Linked DNA regions of Homo sapiens: region 2 is linked to region 1. Evidence: chromatin loops called from intact Hi-C (ENCODE). Cell type or tissue: left lung. All regions are shown on one strand. Each heading gives the region's core, and the rest is flanking DNA. Links, peaks and the distances in the headings are about the cores only.

The links. A loop is a pair of places that touch in the nucleus more often than their neighbours do. Peaks named below come from ENCODE experiments on the same cell type or tissue, not always from the same donor. Only the 100,000 strongest peaks of a DNase experiment are listed, where the experiment ranks them.
Region 2: a loop joins it to region 1, with 4 times the contacts of the local background. A loop is called at or near these places in 2 of 110 quality-filtered maps.

What each region holds. Positions count from the first base shown.
Region 1 is chr9:122,578,763-122,589,349 of GRCh38, forward strand. OR1L8 (olfactory receptor family 1 subfamily L member 8) reads right to left here and starts at 4,622. Exons shown (of 5, transcript NM_001004454.2): 1 at 4,559-4,622. It also overlaps a transcript of OR1J2 not described here. In left lung, for the core only: no CTCF peak of the experiment used is centred there; no DNase peak of the experiment used is centred there.
Region 2 is chr9:122,520,057-122,530,643 of GRCh38, forward strand. It overlaps OR1N1 (olfactory receptor family 1 subfamily N member 1), which reads right to left and starts at 7,237. Exons shown (of 1, transcript NM_012363.1): 1 at 6,302-7,237. The coding sequence starts at 7,237. The coding sequence ends at 6,302. OR1J4 (olfactory receptor family 1 subfamily J member 4) reads left to right here. Exons shown (of 1, transcript NM_001004452.1): 1 at 1-26. The coding sequence ends at 26. It also overlaps a transcript of OR1J2 not described here. In left lung, for the core only: no CTCF peak of the experiment used is centred there; no DNase peak of the experiment used is centred there; H3K27me3 peaks cover 1,166 bases.

The DNA.
Region 1 (10,587 bases), core at 3,641-8,640:
CAAAAGGCATAAGAATGATACAATGAACTTTGGGGACTCGGGAAAGGGTAGGAGAAGGTGAGAAATAAAAGACTACACACTGGGTACAGTGTACACTGCTCGGGTGCACCAAAATGTCAGAAATCACCACTAACGAACTTAAACATGTAACCAAACACCACCTGTTCCCCAAAAACCTAAAATTAAAAAAAATTCTGAAAAATAAATCTCAGAAATTACCACTAAACTTATTCATGTCACCAAACACCACCTGTTCCCCAAAAACCTACTGAAATTAAAAAAAAATAGAAAGTCATTAAAAAAGAAGAAAGAAAAATACTGCCAAGAATATATGTACAAGGATAGTACACGTAAGAGAAACAGAAATCATCCAAGTTTTCATGAATGGGGCTTGGTTAAATTATAATATGTTGATATAATTGACTATTGTGTGGACTAATTATTTGATAGCATATTTTGAATACAGAATAATAATCTTAATAATTATAAATTTAAATTATAATTTTAACATAAATTTGAAACATTTTAATTGAGTTATATTTAAATTTAATTTGAATACATTGTAATTGAATTTTAAAAATTGAATACATTTAAAAATTTTGCACTAACTTTTTAAGGTAATACCTATCCCTTGTCTGGAGATTGCTTTGGAGATAAAGTCGCTCTTTCTCTCCTTTAAGAGAGAATTGAAGTCATTTCCTTGTACTGGAGCAAAAGGCAGCTAGGAAATTTCAGGTTGTCAACTAATAGCTGCTGGATGAGGTTCTTATACATTCTATTACAAAGGGTATAAGTGAGGGCTTCTTAGAGAATACTAAGTACTTCAAAAAGAGAATTCTTCCTTTTTAATTAGATATTAGTTGTGATGTTTACATTTGAGACTGAAGGAGTTTTCTGTCTATATACATAAGCATAAGGGGTATGGTGTCATAATTATTTCAGGATTAAGTCTACATTTTATTATCTGTTGTATTAGTCAAGATTTGTGTAGGGAAGAAAAAATTGTCATTGATGTTTTAAGCAGAAATGAAGTAAATAAAATACTGAAATATTTTATTTACCAGGAAATTGAGTGCTTACAAAGTCATTGGAAATGTTATAGAATCACAGGCTCTAGGATGAGTCTCTAGGAATAAACTTAAGCGCAATAATAATCTGACCCACCTAAAGTACTTCTCTTACCCAATTAGGAAGGAGGAGAATCAGAAGGTCGCCATTGAAACTATTGAATTCAAGAGCTTATCGGTGCAACTGCAGCCCAACTATCAGGAATCAGCATCAAAACTACTTCCTGTCTCTCACTAACTGGGTAATTGGTCACAAAAAGTGGACTTCAGCTGCCGCTCCTAAAGCAAATGCCTGTCAGCAATAATGTACCTAGTAACTGGACAATGAAAATCTGCTGCAGAAAAAAAAAATGTTCCAAGAATATTTCTGACAGTAGAAAAAGCAAAAACATAGGACACCTTCCACGTCATTTCAATATTTTAAATTTCATATAAGTGCACCCAACTAATTCATATTGAGGACTCTAACTGTAAAGAATTCTAGGAAATGTATTCTTTTTATTTCTAGCCTTCGACGTACAGGATGGCACACTAGAATGCGGTCAGAATGAATGCCGAGTGCCAATGATCATTTACAAATAAAACCATTGAATAATAACCTTTCTGTTTCCCTTAGTTGATAGGTCTAATCTGTAATAATGTAAGTTTCCATATGGTCAAAGCAGAGGAACACCAGTGCTAAGGTATTTAGTACAGTCTGCATTTTTCAGGGCATATGACTCATGCTGAAGATCGTAACAATGCCAAGAAGACACAAGAATATGAGAAAGGAATTCCTAGAAAAAAGGCAAAGGTTTCAATGACTAAGCTAATTTTTTCTAAGTCTACTGATAACATACTCCCTACCCCATCCTCCATTAATAAAAGAATGGTTGTTGTATTGTATTATGAGGGAATTAAAAGTGTGATAAGACTGTGCTGGTGTCAGGGTATGTTTGTGTTGTATTTGTTTTTTGTTTTGGGGTTGTTAAAAAATATACTTTTGTTCTAGGCTGAAGCTACTACACTGTGGATCAATAAAACTACTAAAAAGTGTCCCAAGTAACTACTATAATGGTAATTTGCTTTCTTTTAGTAATAAGAACACACCACAGCACAGCTACAATAAAATAAGGTCCTAGAATGAGCAATAGGCCTTTATTTATAAAATTAAGCAATACTCAGTGTCTCTCTAAGGCCAGCTCTAAAAAGAATTCGACTGAATATTAAATATAATTATAATGGTTTATATTTATTTCATAATAGTGACAAATATGGGCTGGGCACAGTGGCTCACACCTGTAATCCCAGCACTTTGGGAGGTTGAGGTAGGCAGATCACGAGGTCAGGAGATCGAGACCATCCTGGCCAACACACTGAAACCCCGTCTCTACTAAAAATACAAAAATTAGCTGGGTATGGTGGCATGTGCCTGTAATCCCAGCTACTTGGGAGGCTGAGGCACAAGAATCTCTTGAACCCAGGAGGCGGCGGTTGTAGTGAGCCGAGATGGCGCCACTGCACTCCAGCCTGGCGACAGAGCAAGACTCCGTCTCAAAACAAAACAAAAAAAAAGTGACAAATATTATATTATGATCATCAGTCAAAGCAATTACAGTTAGGTAAAAAGGTAGGTCATTATAATTAGACTTCCAAAAAATTTTCAAAAATCTTTGTAGGACTCCTGTTTCTAGCAATTAGGCAAACTAAATGCATAGAACACATTTTCATTTCAAAACTCCTAGATATATCTACTTCCTTGTAAGAAAAATAAAATTTAGAAGTCTAGAAATACCAAGAAAATGTGAATTCACAGAGGTAAGCGAGTGCCAATCTTCTTTAAAAATAAAGACAGAGGCCGGGCACAGTGGCTCATGTCTGTAATCCCAGCACTTTGGGAGGCTGAGGCGGGTAGATCACCTGAGGTCAGGAGTTTGAGACCAGCCTGGCCAACATGGTGAAACCCTGTCTCTACTAAAACTAGAAAAATCAGCAGGATGTGGTGGTACACATCAATTGCTTGAACCCAAAAGGTGGAGGTTGCAGTGAGCCGAGATCACGACACTGCACTCCAGCCTGGGCGATACAGTGAGACTCCATCTCAAAATAAATAAATAAATAAATGAATAAATAAGTAAATAAAGACAGAACTTTATTTCTTAAAGCTTCACAAGAAACAAGAGACAAAGCACGGTGTCAAAGCATGGGGAGGAGATCATGGTATTGGAGACCTTTCCCTAAAGCTAGGACCACTGAAGGACTAAGCTCATAGTGTAAGAATTATTTTTTTTAAGTCTAATTTATTTTTGGAGATAGCAAGAAAAAGCAAATTTCTTTTTCTGCGTTTTTGACTTAACCATATTTTTTAAAACTTCTGAGAAGTGTTGCGTTTTTGACAAGGATATATTTTTAAACTTCTGAGAAGTATCAACGTCTAATGAAAGATTGAGAATACACTCAAACTGCATCCATGGCTTAAAAATAATAAACTAAGAAGAATTTGGTTTACGTTGGAATTAGGTAAAAGTAAACAAAAATCCTTTCTGGAAAATGGTTTAAGCCCAGACTTCAAAGACTTTCTAGAGATAAAGTTCCAAAATTTATGAGTTTAAAAAATACAAACAAGGCTCGGCGCAGTGGCTCACGCTTATAATCCCAGCACTCTGGGAAGCCTAGGCAAGAGGATCACTTGAGTTCGGGAGTTTGGGGCCAGCATGGGCAACATAGCAAGATCTTATCTCTGCACAAAATTAAAAAAAAAATTAGCTGGGCATAGTAGTACACACCTGTAGTCCCAGCTATGCAGGAGGCTGACATGGAAGGATCACTTGAGCCCAGGAGTTTGAGGCTACAGTAAGCTACACCCCATTGCACTACAGCTGGGTTGACAGAGTGAGACCCTGTCTCTTAAAAAAAGTTATTTTTTTAAGTTAAAGGAAAAAAAGACATAATGAGCAAGAGTTAGCAGAAATAACAACAGAATGAGACTAAAAAAGTTAGTAGCCACAATTTAAAAATAATCAGGAGTACATATATATGAGAACAAAATAAAAATCTCTAGAAATAAAAGTGTAATTAAAATGAAAACTAAAAGCAGCTCAACAGCAATTTAGATACAGCTCAAAAGAGAATTAAATAAAAAATAGAGCTAAATCATATAGATTATAGCAGAGAGAGAATATAAAAGAATAAGGAAATGGGATTATTTTATTATATTATTTTAACATAATATAATCAGAGACTCAATAAACAGGAATAGCAATACGTTTTGATGTGTAAATTTATAAATACTTTCCAAAAGAGGCAAAAGACCAATGTTCAGGAAAACTTCCATGTGGGACAACATGGAGTAAACAATAAATGGATACGCCCCTATTCACTCTAGTCTGATTTTGCAAAACAATCAGGCAAATCCCAACTGAGAGACATTCTATAAAATATTTCATCAATATTCCTTAAAACTGTCAGGGTCATCAAACAAAAAAAAAAACAGTAAAATATGAGAAACTCACAGTCAAGAGAAGCCGAAGGAGACAGGATGACTGAATATAATATAATATCCTCGATGGGATCCTGGAACACAAAAAAAGGATATTAGATTTTAAAAGTAAGGAAATAGGCCGAGCGCACTGGCTCACGCCTGTAATCCCAGCATTTTGGGAGGCCGAGGCTGGTGGATCACCTGAGGTCAGGGGTTTGAGACCAGCCTAGCCATCATGGTGAAACCCCATCTCTACTAAAAATAAAAAAAAATTAGCCGGGCATGGTGGTGTGTGCTTGTAATCTCAGCTACTTGGGAGGCTGAGGCAGGAGAATCACTTGAACCTAGGAGGTGGAGATTGCAGTGAGCAGAGATCGTGCCACTGCACTCCAGCCTGGGTGACAAGAGCAAGACTCTGTGTTAAAAAAAGGAAAAAAGAAAAAGTAAGGAACTAGGAATAAAGTGTGAACATTAGTTAGTAAATAAATAAACATCAGGAAAGCCAGACAAAATGTACAAAGCAAGTGATTTTAGATATTGAAAAAGGTAGCATGGGGAGATAGAATTTTCAGAATTGAAGTGTAAGGACTTCAGAAAATCTGCTCCTAAAAAAAGCAACAACAAAAGCTAGCATGTAATCCAGCACTCTAGGAGGCTGAGGTGGGAGGCTCACTTGAGCCCTGTAGTTTGAGACCAACCTGGGCCACAAAGTGAGACCCCATATCTAGTTAAAAAAAAAATACCTGGCAAATGTAGCCAGAAAGATAGAAACTGTTTCTGAGGTAGTCCAGATGTTGGAATTACTAAACAAAGACTTTAAATCAGCTATGTAAATATATTTATAATAGGTAGTAAAATATATATTCATAAGTTATAGAAATCAATGTAATACACCATATTAAGAATAAAAATGTAAAAAACCATATGATCATCTTGATAGGTGAAGAAAAAGCATCAAACAAACTTCAACACCCTTTCATGATAAAACACTTAACAAGCCGGGAAAGCTTGAAAACTTTTTTAACCTGATAAAAGGCGTCTATGAAAACCTCACAGCTAACATCATACTCTAGGGTGAAATACTGAGTGCTTTCCTCCTAAGATCAAGAACTAGATAAAGATGACAGTACTTGCCACTTCTAGTCAACTGTGATGGTTAATAGTGAGTGTCAACGTGATTGGATTAAAGGATGCACAGTATTGCTCCTGGGTTTGTCTGTGAGGGTACTGATTCATGCTACAACATGGACAGACCTTGAAAACATGGGCTGGGCATGGTTGCTCATGCCTGTAATCCCAGTACTTTGGGAGGCGGGGGTGGGGGGTCGGATCTTTTGAGGCCAGGAGCTCGAGACCAGCCTGGCCAACATAGTGAAACGCCATCTCTACTAAAAATACAAAAATTAGCTGGGCGTGGAGATGCACACCTGCACTTCCAGCTCCTAGGGAAGCTGAGGCATGAGAATTGCTTGAATCCAGGAGGTGGAGGTTGCAGTGAGCCAAGATTGCACGAATGCACTACAGCCTTGGTGACAGAGCAAGACTGTCTAAAATATATATATATATATATATATGTGTGTGTGTGTGTGTGTGTGTGTATATGTGTGTATATATGTATATAATGTGTGTATATATATACAACATTATGCAAAATGAAAGAAGCTAGTATAAAAGGGCCACATTATATGATTCCATTTACATGACATGTCTATAAGAGGCAAATCCATAGGGAAAGAAAGTAGATGGGTTGTTCCTAGGGGTTGGGGACAAGGTAGAATAATGACTTACTGCTAATGGGTACTAGATTTTGGGTTATGAAAATGTTTCAAAATGAGATAGTTGGGAGAATTTTACGACTCTGAATTAAATTTACTGAATTTACTGAAATTACACTGAATTTTATGGTATAGGAATTATATGAACAAAGCTATTTTTAAAAGGCTATGCAAAACAGCTATCCTCAACAAGGTTGGAAACTTAGGGATGATCTTTCTTATTTTCAGTCCTACTATCTGGAGAGCATTTCCAGGCTTCACTGTAGAAAGGAAAAATCAAAAATATTCCAGCAAACTCTTTTAGTTGAGGAGACAATGTTTGAAGACCAGGGAAGCCTCAGCTTCCCTAGTAGCTGGGACTGCAGGTGTGCACCACCACGCCCAGCTAATTTTTGTATTTTTAGTGGAGACCGCGTTTCACCATGTTGGCCAGGGAAGCCAAGAAAGCTAGAATTCTTGGGACAATACCAGAAAAAAGGAAATTGTGCAGAGAGAAATATCAGATATTTTCTGGTGGGCTTTCTTGGGCCTTTGACTGGGTTTAGATCTGAACATGTGTGTGAATAAACTACCTGAGGCTGGAGAAAGTATCACTAGAAAAGGCTGGGTGGAACATTCATTTTGATGTACCTCTAGTAGTTTCCAGCACCACGGGGAAGGTAAATGGGAGTGACTGCTAATGGGTGCAGGGTTAGTTTTTATGGTAATGAAAATATTCTAATGCTAAACAGTTGTGATGGGTGCACAATTCTGGGACTATACTAAAAACAACTAAATGGAACACTTTTTAAAGTGTTATACTGTTATAAAGTAAATTTTATTGTATGTGAATTATATGTTAATAAATTTATTTTAAATTCATAAAAAATTTCCTAGGTTTTCTTCTAGGATTTTTATAGTTTCAGGTATTACATTTAGGTCTTTAATCCATCTTGAGTTAATTTTTGTACAAAGTGAGAGATAGGAGTCCAGTTTCAATCAATGGAACTCCCATGTCCTAGCAGTGAACAATTGAGAATTTAAATTTTTAACATGAAATTTATGACAGTATAAAAACTAAGAAATACATAAGGACAAATTTAACAATATGTGAACATATTATACATTAAAAACTATAAAGCATTAAAGAAGATTCAAATAAATGAAGAGATATACCTTGCATATAGATTAGATTACTCAATATCATGGTGTCAGTTCTACCCAGATTGATCTATAGATTCAATGCAATCTAAATCAAAATCTTAGCAGGCTATTTTAGAAGCTAATTATTTTATATGGATATAAAAAGAAACCAGAAGAGCAAAAACAACTTAAAAGTGGAAAACAAAACCAGAGAACTTTATATAATTTTAAACTTCCTATAAATTCATAACAATGAAGATAATTTGATAATTGCATAAGGATAGGCATATATATATAAATGAAAATCTTAAAATAGACCAATATGTGTATGGTCAATTAATTTTTTACAAATGCACCAAGGCAATTCGATATGGAAATGATAGTTTTCAACAAATGAGGCTAGAACAATCACTATCAATATATCTTAAATTAAATGAACATAGGCTCTTATGCTGTACCATATACAAAAAAAACTTGAAATGGGCCAAACATGTAAGAACTATAACTATAAAACTATTAGAAGAAGACATTGGAAAAAAATCCTGGCAAACTTGGGGTAGGCAAAAATTTTCTTAAATAGGACACAAAAATCATGAACTACAAAAGAAAAATTTCTAATTTAGACTTCATAAAAATAAAATGCATTTGCTCTTCAAAAGACACTCAATAGGCTGGGCACGGTGGCTCACGCCTGTAATCCCAGCACTTTGGGAGGCTGAGGTGGGCAGATCACCTGAGGTCAGGAGTTCAAGACCAGCCTGACCAACATAGTGAAACCCCATCTCTACTAAAAATACAGAAATTAGCTGGGCATGGTGGTGGACACCTGTAATCCCAGCTACTCGGGAGGCTGAGGCAGGAGAATTGCTTGAACCTGGGAGGTGGAGGTTGCAGTGGGCCAAGATCATGCCATTGCACTGCAGCCTGGGTGACAGATCGAGACTCCATCTTGAAAAAAAAAAAAAAAAGACACTCAATAAAAAGCCACGCCTCAGGCTGGCAGAAAATATTTGCAAAACAGATCTCTAAGGAATTATTGAATGTGTAGTATCTACAGAAGGAAAACAATCCAATTATTTAAAAAACTGTGTGCAAAAGATTTGAACAGATACTTCATCAAAGAAGATATATAGTATATCAGCATTTGTAAAGACACTCAGCATCTTTCATAATTAGATAAATGGAAGTGAAAACCAAATGAAATACCATGACAAACCCATTAGAATGGCTAAAATTCAAATGACTGACAATCCCAGTTGGTAGTAAGGACATGTAGAAATTAGAACTCCCAATCACTGGCTGTAGTAATGCATTATGTAGAGCCATTTTGGAAAGCAGTGTCAGTTTTTCATAAAGTTAAACATGCATTTGACCCAAGCAATTTCAGTCCTGTATATTTACCCAAGAGAAATAAAATTCTCTTGACATAAAGATTCGTATGCATAGACACTTTAATCATAACAAACAAAAACTAAAAACAACCCAAATGTCCATCAGCTAGTGAACAGATAAACTGTGTTATGTCTACGCAGTGGAATACTAACCAGCAAAGGGGAAAAAACTGTGAATACATATAACAGCATAGATAAATCTCAAAATTAGTATGCAAAGTGAAGGAAGTCAGGTGTAAAAAATATACTGAATGATTCTATTAATATGAAATTTTGGAAAAGGCAAAACTATAGCAACAGAAAGAACATTGATGACTATTAGGAGCATTGAGTAGGGGAGAGGATTGGCTACAAAGGAGCATGAGGGAGCTTTCGGGATGGTGGTGTTCTACATCCTGATTGTGTTGGTGGATCTGCAAGTGTTTATATTTCTCAAAACTCATCAGATTTTACACTTTAAATGGTAGATTCTATTATATATATTATGCCCAAATAAAGCTGAGAAGAAGAGGACAAATTTTCAGATCCATCAAGCAAATGATCCCAAATAGCTTATATGAGGGAAATTTACATCTAAACACATTATAATGCAAATGAGGAAAATAAATATATAAAAAGCTAAAAGCAGCAAAAGAGAAAAGTAATTGTATGCAAAGGATCATTATTAAACTGGCAAACATCTCCTAATCACCAGCAATGGAAGTCATAATACAGTTGAATAATATCTTCAAAGACTAAGAGAAAATAATTTTCAACTTAGGATTGTAAATTCTTTTTTTTTTTTTTTTTCTGAGACCAAGTCTCACTCTGTCACCAGGCACCAGGCTGGAGTGCAGTGGCGTGATCTCGGCTCACTGCAACCTCTGGCTCCCGGGTTCAAGTGATTCTCCTGCCTCAGCCTCCTGAGTGGTTGGGACTACAGGTGCGTGCCAAACATGCCCAGCTAATTTTTGTATTTTTAGTAGAGATGGGGTTTCACCATGTTGGCCAGGATGCTCTTGATCTCTTGACCTTGTGATCTGCCTGCCTCAGCTTCCCAAAGTGCTAGGATTACAGGCGTGAGCCACCGCACCTGGCCGAAATTTGTTTAAGGTTAAGAGTGAAATGAAAATATTATTAGAAAAATGTAAGAGAAAACCAACACCAGGCTTTTCTAAATGAAGTCCTTCAGTAAAGGGAGAATAGTCCAAGAAGAAAGAATTGAGAATAGTTAAAGCCTGCAAATAACTGTATTTTTTTTTACAAAGAAGATAAAAGTATTGACTAACCTTAAAATGTAAGTTGAATATGAGTAATAAATCTTCCATGTAAATAAAAATTAAAATACCTATTTTACAAAAACTGCCAAACCTACCAAAAGAAAACAAATTTAAAAAGAGAAAATTTGATCAATCCAAAAAAAGGAAAGCAGAAAATAAGTGAAACATGGAAAATGAAAAAATTAAAAAGTTCACATATTACAATATGAATATATCAACAATCAAGTAAAATACAAAAGAACCAAAATCCCTAGTTAAAGATGGACATTTAACTTTCTTGGCTGTGGCAATTATTTTACTATATAGATGTATATCAAAACATCACATTGTAAACCTTAAATAAATGCAATTTTGTTTTAAAACTATGGCCTGGATTCTTAAAAATTTAGAATTTTGCAATTAGTTATATTTTGACTCACTCTATAGACTAATTATCAAAGGTGATGACATCTTAAAGCACACTTTGATATACCTATAGTAGCTTTCCTTTGGTTAATATTTGCATGGCATATC
Region 2 (10,587 bases), core at 2,798-7,797, 60 kb before region 1:
ACAGGGCAACAGTCTTATCTCAATGACATTTACTCTTCTTTATAACAGACATATGTACTGACCTATTTCCAGATCATAGATCCTTACTTCTGATCCCAGCAAGGGATAAGTGCTCAGTAACTCTCTGATGACTTGAATTGCATCCTGTTACAGTTATTCTCCCTTTTCCTCTTTAGTGCAAATTGTGAATTCTGAGTTTACATAATTGTTTATTTATCTTGCCTATTAGATTCAGAAATTACATAGTTAACAGAACTTAAATCCTTCATTTTATTTCCTGGAAATTTATTTGTTCTTAGGAATTGTTTAAATATGTTGACTAACAGGATTCCCTTGCCATAGAAAAGTTGAAGGATTGGGTACTTGTAAAGGCATTTCCCTTTCTTTCTTCCCATTCAGTTCTCTTCTCACATTTTTTATTGTTGTTGCTGATGGTGGTGGGTAAGGAGAAGAAACTATATAGTACCCTTTACAGATCCAAAAAGCTATTCACTGTCATAAGTTCAGCTGTTCCACTTCAGAACTTGAGGTTCCTCTTCTAGACTACAATAACTTTCATTCAACAGTTCACTTTCAGACCAATGTTTATGAAGCTTTCTGACTACACATGTGAGCTTCAATCACGCCGCAGACTTACTCCAGGTAATGAATGAGAAGAACAAAAAAGTCTTCACAGTCAGGAGCCTTCTGTTGCCGTCACTAAATTTGATCCTTTTCCCATTCAGTGTCTTCGTTGTCTTTCTTATTGAAAAGCATTTCTACTCAGCTTAATGGCCCCTAGTTTGTATTATATGCCCAAGTCATCTTTTATCTTTTTCTTCTATCTTCTATGGTCTCCGCCATCCAGTGAAGGGCATATAGGTCTCTTTTTTCATTCCTCTACTTAAAGATAAACAGAACTACAAATGCTTCTGAGAAGCAGCAATGTGTAGCTGCAAGAGAAGAATATTTGGAAAGCTAGATCTCATTTGTAATCTCTATATACCAGGGTGGTGGCTGCGTGGCCTCAGACAATTCACCCAATTCCTTTGAACCTCAATTTCTTCTTCTGTATAGGTGAAAAAAGTTCTGCAACACCTAACATATTTTATTTGAAGTAAATGCAGTAATAAATTGGGCTTAACACTACAGCTGACCAAGAATAATGAATGTGAATTTTCTCTACCTTCTCCATCAGAGATGAGTTTTGAAGCAGAACTTGTGCAGACACTCCTGAATTATGGTGACCATGGGCAGCTTGTCATGTTGGTTATATTCCCAATTCAAAAGCAATAACCTGCCCTAGGACACAGCAACATATCTGTTCTGGCTTGAGCTAGAACCAAATAACTAAAGGGCAATGAACAAGTGAGTTCATGTGTGGGTAGGTAAGGAAAGACAGATCAGAAAAAGACCTTACTCTTCACTTGTTTGATATTGACTCAAAGAGTGATCCTTCATCGGGGGCTCATGTAGCTGCCTTTTGGCATCCAGTCCTTTGTAGAACAAGAAAGAGTGCCACCCCCACTCCTTGCTGCAAGCACAGGGTCACTTTGTTTACAGGCTTAGCCCCGACCTTTTCCAGAGCCAAAACCTGAACAGGGATAGAATCTTTATTGTTGGTTTATTGTTGGTCTAGGTAAAGCATGCCTTGATAGCCTCAGCACAATCATGACCTGCTGTACACTCTCATCTCTGCTATAGTGATGTGATCTGTAGAACTAAGTGCCTGACTCAGTTTCCCTGCCGGCACCCCAGTTCTGTTGTTCAGATCCCTGAAGATCTGCCTAGTCTTGTCAGGCCCATCCTCCAGAGAGACCAATATTGTCATTTATGTTTTAGCCACAGGCTGGTGACACTTCTCTGAATGACTTTTCCTCAAGAAATGGCAAGCTCACTTGTCTGTTGGGAAGTGTTTCATCACTATCTGTCTTACCAGTCCACCTCATCTCCCAGATCAGTTTGTCTTGGTTTTGGACAGCCCAAAGCACACTGGGGTGCACCGTATTGATTTGAATATGCAAATAGAACTGAACATCAATCACATTGGAAGTGTGCACTTTATATGAGTGCATTTCCCTCTAGCCATGCCAGGGCTAGGATTCGTGACCTTTTCCAGTGAAGCACCTCATTGAGTTTAGAACAAAGCTTGCTGCATTTTTGAAATCCATGAATGTGTGATTTTTTTTCACAAGTTAACAAATAGTTCTGAAAATTGGCAATTATGGACGTTTCAAGTGACCAGTGTACTTCCTTCTCAAAAGTTAACACTAATTCTTTCACAGTGTGACAATAGAACAATCTTCCTCAGAGGGGAGGAATCAAAACATCCTAGAACCAGGAACTCCAGCACTTGATTTTAGCACATATGTAACACACAATTCTGACATGGAAATTTTAAGAGTAAACAAAAATTATTCTATTTTGTCACAGATGGAAAGTGGAAGGGGAATTTGCTAAAGAATTAAGTTCACTTAGCTTTTGAAGGAAAAAATAAACCCATTAATGTTGTGATGGTTATATTATTTGAATCCAAGAACTGTGTGCATGTGTGTGTGTGTGTGTGTGTGTAACTCACATATACATACAATTTAATTTGTTTGTAATTAAGGACAAATGTTGGAATTAATACTAAAAATAGTAAAACATTCTTTATTTTATAGATTGTGCCCCTCAGTAGCCATTCAGCAAGTTACCTGTCTGTGCCAGGCAGTGTGCCTATTCTTGGTCAAACAGATCTGGATAAAGAGAAAGCCTCCAGGCAAAAGAAGCTCATATTCTGATAGTGTAGCAACAGGTAAACTAAGAAATATGCAAGAGTACAAAAAGTGCCTTAACGTAATAACACCACGAATAGTTGTGCTTATTTTGCATGGCTACTGTGTGTCAGGCATTGTATTAAAAGCTGTACCTGTATTATGTCATTTAATCCTCATAATAATTCTACATATATACACTGTTACTATCTATATTTTACAGCTGGGAAAATTGAGGCTTAGAGACGATGAAATACTTACATGGTAGTAACACAAGGGCGTATAGTTAATGCTGCCTGGATATCAGCAAAAGCTTTACAGGGGAAGTAATTCTTCAGTTGGGGGTTGAAGGATGCTCAGGATTGATACATAATGGAACAAATGAGTCTAGGTAGAGTGGACAGAGTGGGCCAGGGCACTGAATTTGCATGGTATGTTCAGGGAAATGTAAGAAAAATGATGTTGCTATACATAGGTGTGTATGAGTCAAGGAAGCATCAAGAGGTGAGTCTAGACAGGGAGACAAAGACTATATTGTGAGGGGGGTAGATTGTCCTGTTAAGAGGTTTAGACATTGCCTTGCAAGTGATGGGCACCATTGGCTGGGGTGGGGTGGAATTGGGATTAGTCTCAGGGAAGGTTATGTTTGTGTTTTCTAAAGATTACTCGGGTAACCAACGTGTGAGATGGTTTGGCAATGGATCGGAGTGCCTTGAATCAAGATGCTTAATTAGAAGGTCATTGTACATTCAGGTAACAGATAATGTGTGCCTGGATGAAGACAATGGCATATAGATAGAGAAGAGAATACTCTTGAAGGTAGACTAGACGGTATTGGTAATTGATGGGAAGTAGGTGATAGAATGAAGGATTGCTCTTGATTTATGGTTCTGTGGACTGATATTTAAGAACAAAATGGAAGACTAGGCACCTTAAATAATTTTGATTAGGTTTAACAGTCTTAAGGAAGTGAGGAAACAAACTGAAGACCATTTGCTTCTTAAAAATGGGTTCTGAGCAAGAAGAAAGCAAAACCCCTAAATAGGCAAGGGGCACTGGGAAGCTTTCTATCATGCTACCTCTCTCCATTACCCCACCTCTGATTCAAAGCATGCCCTGCTCATTACCCTACCAAGGTGCAAAGATTTATAAGTCACCTGTATGTCAGCAGGAATTATTTTAATGCTAACATCACATTAATTCTCTTTGACATAGATGACCTTAAAGGAATAGAAATTTGAGCTTATGTTTTGGGGATGGGTGTGATAAGATAGTCATGTGCCTCATAATGATGTTTTGGTCAACAATAGACTCCATATGCCACAGTGGTTTCAAGCTCATAATGGAACTGAATAAATCCTATCACAGAAATACTTACCATAGTGTTACAGTTGCCTACAGCATTTAGTACATTAACAAGCTGTACAGGTTTGTAGCCTGGGAGCATTAGTTATACCATATAGCTTAGCTGTATAGTAGGCCATCCCATCTAGGTTTGTGTAAGTGTACTTTATGATGTTTGCACAATGACAAAATTGCCCAGTGAAACATTTCTCAGAACATATGCACATAGTTAAGTAATGTATGACTGTATATCAAAGGAGGAATAAGTTTGGAACTTTGAATACATTGATAACTCTTGGCTGGCTGGAATCGAGGAATGTTAGACTATTGAACAGTGATAGGCAACAGTGTCCGTTGATGAATCTTTGTATGCTGAGTGCTGACCTAACTCCTAACGGCCACAGAATTATATTAAGTAAACTGAAGTGGACACCCAGTCACATCTTCTAGTTTGCTTGGGGCCTGTGAGAAAGAACTTAAACCATACCCAAACAGGATTCATAAATTTACCGCACTATCAGTGAGTGGATTGAGGGTCCCTGAGGATCAGAATGGTGAATGAAACCAGAAGGCGACATAGACACCATGAGTAAAGAAGGTAAAGTTGATTGGGTGAATCTGAGCAGCAGATTTAGGGTATCAGGGTGGACATAGGTTTCAGATATAGTGTGAGGCTGTATCTGGTGATCTCACACCTCAGGCTTCCTCATGTCCACTAGCTGTGTCATCAGGGGCCTTAGAGCTCTCCTAGGAGACCCTCTTCTGAAAGAGCTGATCATGAGAAGTGGAGGATAGTCCATTGCCAGTTCAAATGATAGAAGAAAGCTAGAGGTCAATGGCTTGGAGGAGACTGTCAGTGGTCTTTGGTCAGTGGAGCGATAGATGTCAACAGAATGGAAGGAGAGTTGTAGACTAAGGAGATGAGGGCAGGAGAACTCCAAGTTTGCAACCATCTCCAGCTCTGGTTACATGACGATGCCCTGCTCATCCCATTCAAGGACTCTCTGAGGGAACATCTGGAAAGGAGTTCTAGAGAGAAGAACAGACTTCCAGTTCCAGGTCATGAAATAAATGGAATCCTCGCGTACTAAGATGTGGCATCTAAATGATTCACATTTGTACTTACTAATAGCTGAAGCCTGGAACAGTTTGATTCCATGAAAGATGCTCCATAAGTATTCATTGAAAAAGTGCAGCAATCATAAAACATTTTAGAATAGGTTAGGTCTGAGAAACAAACTTAAATGAGGAAGGAGTTTAGGTAGCCAGTGGACACCTGGTGATACCAGATGTAAGAAATCAAAACTATATAGCCCTTATATTTAAAATAATATTTTTAATATTTCTAAGATTCTTGGAGACAGATAGAATGCCATTTACCTTCAAACATCATTTTTTCCATCTCTGCAACTAATTTAAGCTGCTGGTGCCCCTTTTAGATGTGGACGCAAACCTGCAGTCAAATAAGGAGAGAGGATTTCCACGTTCCTCTCATCTAATAGTCACTAAAAGGATGGTGGCATTGCACGTTTCTGACCAGCATGGGGCAGAGGTAGCACAAGGAGCTTTAACCCCCTTCCTAGTGAAACATTAGCCAACCGTGGGGTGGGCAACCCGCATGGAAACCTAAACATTGAATTTGAACCTTTTGATGGGGATCTCTTTAGCTATTCTGCAGCACATGGAATGCAGCCTCCATCTTTATTTCTTTTGTCTTACTCCCCACTTAATGCCACAAACAAAACAAGTGCCCCCAAAATTTTAATGATCGACAAATTAATAACCTAGAATGAAAGTGTCATGAAAGCAGGGACTTTGTCTTGCTCAGTGTCATAACCCTAGCACTTACAATAACTTCCAACACACCATAGATAGTAAATATTTATTGAACAAATATATCTCAGAGAAAAGATTTTTTGACTTCTGAGTTGGGGGAGGAATGAAGAATACTAATAGTAATAATAATAGCTATCCCTTATTGAACACCTACTGTTATTCACTACTATACTGAATGCATTTCATAGTTTATTTCAGTTAATCCTCCAAGTTACATTATTAGATAGAAACTGTTATCTCCATTTTATAAATGAGAAAACCAAGGCTCAGAGAGGCTAAGTAACCAGACTACAATCTTATGGCTAGTGTGTGGTAGACCCCAAAATGAAGCCCGTTTGTCTGACTCCAAGCCTATGTCTTTTCATTAAATGTTGCTGTCACCACATCTAAGAGGAAACAATACTCCTGTGACTGAAGAGCCTCTTTAGGGCCCCCTTCATGTCCTTGTTCCTTAGGCTATAGATAAAGGGGTTCAACATGGGAGTCACTATGGTGTACATTGCAGCTGCTGCAATGTCCTTCTCTTCAGAGGCAATGGAGGGAGGACACAGGTAGGCACTGAAGAGGGTCCCATAGAACACACAAACAACGCAGAGGTGGGAACTGCAGGTGGAAAAGGCCTTGCCCACCCCACCACGGGTTCGGACCCTCAGGATAGCTGGCACAATGTGGATGTAGGAGGTGACAATGCATAAAAAGGGGACGATGAGTACGGTGCCTCCCAAGACAAAAACCATCATCTCGTTGATGTGGGTGTCAGAACATGACAGCTTCAGGACAGGAGTGATGTCACAGAAAAAGTGAGCAATTTCCCCAGTCACACAGAAGGACAACCGAGCCATGAGGAACGTGTGAGTCAGGGCAACGATATTGGTGAGGACCCAGCACAATGCAAGCATTAGGGCACAGACTTGGGGCCTCATGACTGTGGAGTAGCAGAGGGGGTGGCAAATGGCCACATAGCGGTCATACGCCATGGCAGCCAGGAAGAAGCTGTCTAGATCACCAAACATCAGAAAGAAATACATTTGCGTGAGGCAACCCGTATAGGAGATGGTGTGATGCCGAGTCTGTATATTCACCAGCATCTTGGTAACTGTGGAGGACGTTAAACCCATGTCAACAAAAGACAGGTTGGCCAAGAAAAAGTACATGGGGGTGTGGAGGTGCAGGTCAGAGCCAATGGCCAGGATGATGAGCAGGTTCCCAGTCAAGGTGACAAGATACATACACAGGAAAATTCCGAAGAGGGACTGCTGTTGCTCTGGAGGCGCTGATATTCCTCGGAGGAAAAATTCAGAAATGCTGGATTGGTTTTCCATGACTCTGCAGCATCTGGAGCTGAGGGAAGACAGTTAGAATGCTAGATTTCATCTACAACTGTGTGGGCTGACTCCCAAATCTCCCTTTAAGTTCATTATATTCCTAATCCTGACTTTATCTTCATTCTGATCCTGCTTCTTTTCTCTCTTCATCAGAGTCTCATTTTCCCCCTTTCTCCTCTCTTTACCACTATTTAATCTTTTACACATAGAGTCCCCTTCCAATAAGGTCAGGGCATATTCTCCCTTGGCATGACCATGCCTTAGACTAGTCTATAGCCTCATGTTAGTTTCATTTTTGCAGTAGGCTGTCTATGTGAGTAGACTGAGGTCAGCTAAATTTTACATTCTTTTGGGAGGTAGCCAAAAAACCCACACAAAATTCTTAATTTTGACACATCCTCATTCATTTTAGAGTGAAGGGCATATGAAGGACTCATGCCTCTTTATTTTTTCATTATTTCTTTTGAAAAAGAAAATACGAAGTCCTGCATTTCTCCCTGCATTTGAGTTTTTGTCATTGGCATCATCATCATCCTGTAGCTAACGCATATTACATGTTAGCCACATATATGACAGGTACTCTACTAAGTACTTTATGAAGATTGTTTCCTTTAATCCTTAAACAACACTAGGATGCAGAGATTGTTATTCTTACCCTTATATAAGAAAACTGAGTCTAAGGATGTTTAAGTAAATTGTACAAGGACCCAGAGCTCATAAATATTTGAGACAGAATTCAAACCCACAGCAATGGTTTCCAGAGACTGTACCATCAGTCAATATAGATAGAAAGTAACTTTCTAGGACCACATTTATATTTAATCCCTCAGTATTCTTAGTTTAACGTATTTAGTCTCACTTGCCTTTACTATCTTTTATATGTGTGTTTTACAGAAGAACAACGAAATTTAAGAACTAGATAGAACCTGAAAGATCACCTGGCCCAGAGGTCTCAAGCATTGGTCTGTAGACCAGTTTATCATAATCAAGTGAGATGCTTATTTAAAATCCTGATCCCGGCTGGGCACAGTGGCTCATGCCTGTAATCCCAGCACTTTGGGAGACCGAGGCAGGCGGATCTACCTGAGGTCAGTAGTTCAAGACCAGCCTGACCAACATGACAAAACCCCATCTCTATTAAAAATACAAAAATTAGCCGGGTGTGGTGGCATGTGCCTGTAATCCCAGCTACTTGGTAGGCTGAGGCCGGAGAAGCACTTGAGCCTGGGAGTTGGAGGTTGCAGTGAGCCGAGATCATGCCATTGCACTCCAGCCTGGGCAATAGAGCAAGACTCCGTCTAAAATAAATAAATAAATAAAGATAAAAATAATAATCCCTACCTCAGACCTGTCAAATTTAAATTTCTAGGATACAATTTAGGTACCTGTATTTAAAAACTAAAACTGAAGGCTTCTCAGGTATTTTGATGCTCAGTGAGGATTAAGAAAATTTTGCTTAGTCCAACTCCTCCCTTTGATTCAGATAAATAAGCTAAAGTTCAAAAGACCAAAGTGATTGAAAAAGTTTACACTATGTCTTGGAGGAAGATACGGTATGAAAACCAGGGTATCAATGCTCTCAGACAGGTGTTCTTTTTAAAAATCAGCTATCTTTTCATTTTTAGAATTCTTTGTCATTAATATCTTACAGATCTAGATGTGTTTCTTTGTCCTGATTTATATTTAGAGTCTATACCTGAATAAAAAGTTATCTTCAAATTGATAGCTTTACTAAAGCACTGTTTGTATTCTGAAGTGGATAGCAACATCTGAGAACTATTGCGTATGTATCTATCCCTGAACCCTACACTGACTGAAGAACATCTCAGGGTTTTACAACTTTTCTGAGGGATCTGAGGCTACAGTCCAAGTTATTTTCTCCCCTACTTCAGCACTTGATAAGGCACCCTCTGACAGGGCACATTCTAATAGCCATGTCCAGAAGGGTAAGAGATCCTCTTATGATTCAGCTGATTGTTTGTCTCATCAAAAGAAGGGCTACACAGTGGCAGACAATGCCATATTTTCCTAGCATGCAGACCCTGCCTTCAGCAAGCAAGTCCTTTCATTGAGGTTTTCAAAGGGACAGTAAGTTATTTTAGGGAAGAGCAGCATCTTTTTGATCATTTGTGTTGGCATATACTGCCTTAATCAGGCTATTTCTATGGAGGTTCTTTGATCTAGGGCACCAACTGCTTAACATCAGAAAACTCCCCAAATCCTCAAAAAAGGGTCCAAAGCAGCCTAGCTTTTTACCTTCTGTCGTATTTTTTGGTCTCTACTCAAGCACTCTGCACCATCTCTTGCTCTATTTTTGGTTTTTCTCTTTCCCTAAAAGGGTTTCTCATCCTTCATCCTATCTATGGCCTCATAAAACTCTGTAGATCCTTGAGATATCAATGGGGTTCTTCCAGAAACTTGGGGCAATCCTTCCCTCTGTCATCCGAGGGTGATGAGGTCTCTTTACTTACCTCCAACTGCCTCTTCGTCTACTGTGTCAGCCAACAGGTAAGAGCTGGCTGGAACATGATGGACAGAGTATTCCAAACATAGGACATGCCCACCTGCGACTGTTTGTCTCAAGTGACTCTGCTTACCACTACCCTGGTAACAGAGAAGAAGGCAAAGTAGATGTTCTTAATTTGAGGGGAAGAGCTCAGATTCTTCCTGACAATCTTTGTGATGACATTAACTGAAATGAGGGTACAGGATCAAGAATAATGAATACAAATGGCAAACAGCTGGAAGCAGAAGTCAGGTTGATAAACCAAGATTAAAAATATATTTAAGGGGGTTAAGGGAGGGATGGAGAGACTAAGATTGTAGATAAGAAATCCATGAGATGAATAAAGGACTGTAAAGCCAAGTTAAGGCCAGATCAGTAGGGGAGGCTGGAGCAGTGGCAGTTACGTTCATCAGCTGGAACAGAAAAAATCAGAAGGAGGAGTATTTGAGATGACCTGGGACACATTGCACTGTGATCCCACCTAACCAAGATCTCTGGGACTTTTGAAGTTTTTTATGTTTACATTTTGAATCCTGAACCAATAAACTCAGAAACAGAGAGCTGCTGGCTCATCAGGCTACTGCCAGGAGGAGGCTAAACGTACTACACTTGGGGCATCTACAGATACAGGGAGTCATGGGACAGAGTTCCCTAGTGCCCTGTTAGTGTTAACTCTCATAATTGCCCAATTTTCTCTCTGCTTTTCTTAGATCAAATTAGTACAGTGCTGGCTTTATTTAAAAATTGGGAAGCTTTACTTTTTTCTCTATGAAAAGTGGTAGTGTTAGGATGCTATGGTATTTTTCATGCACGTCTGTGTGAAGAGACCACCAAACAGGCT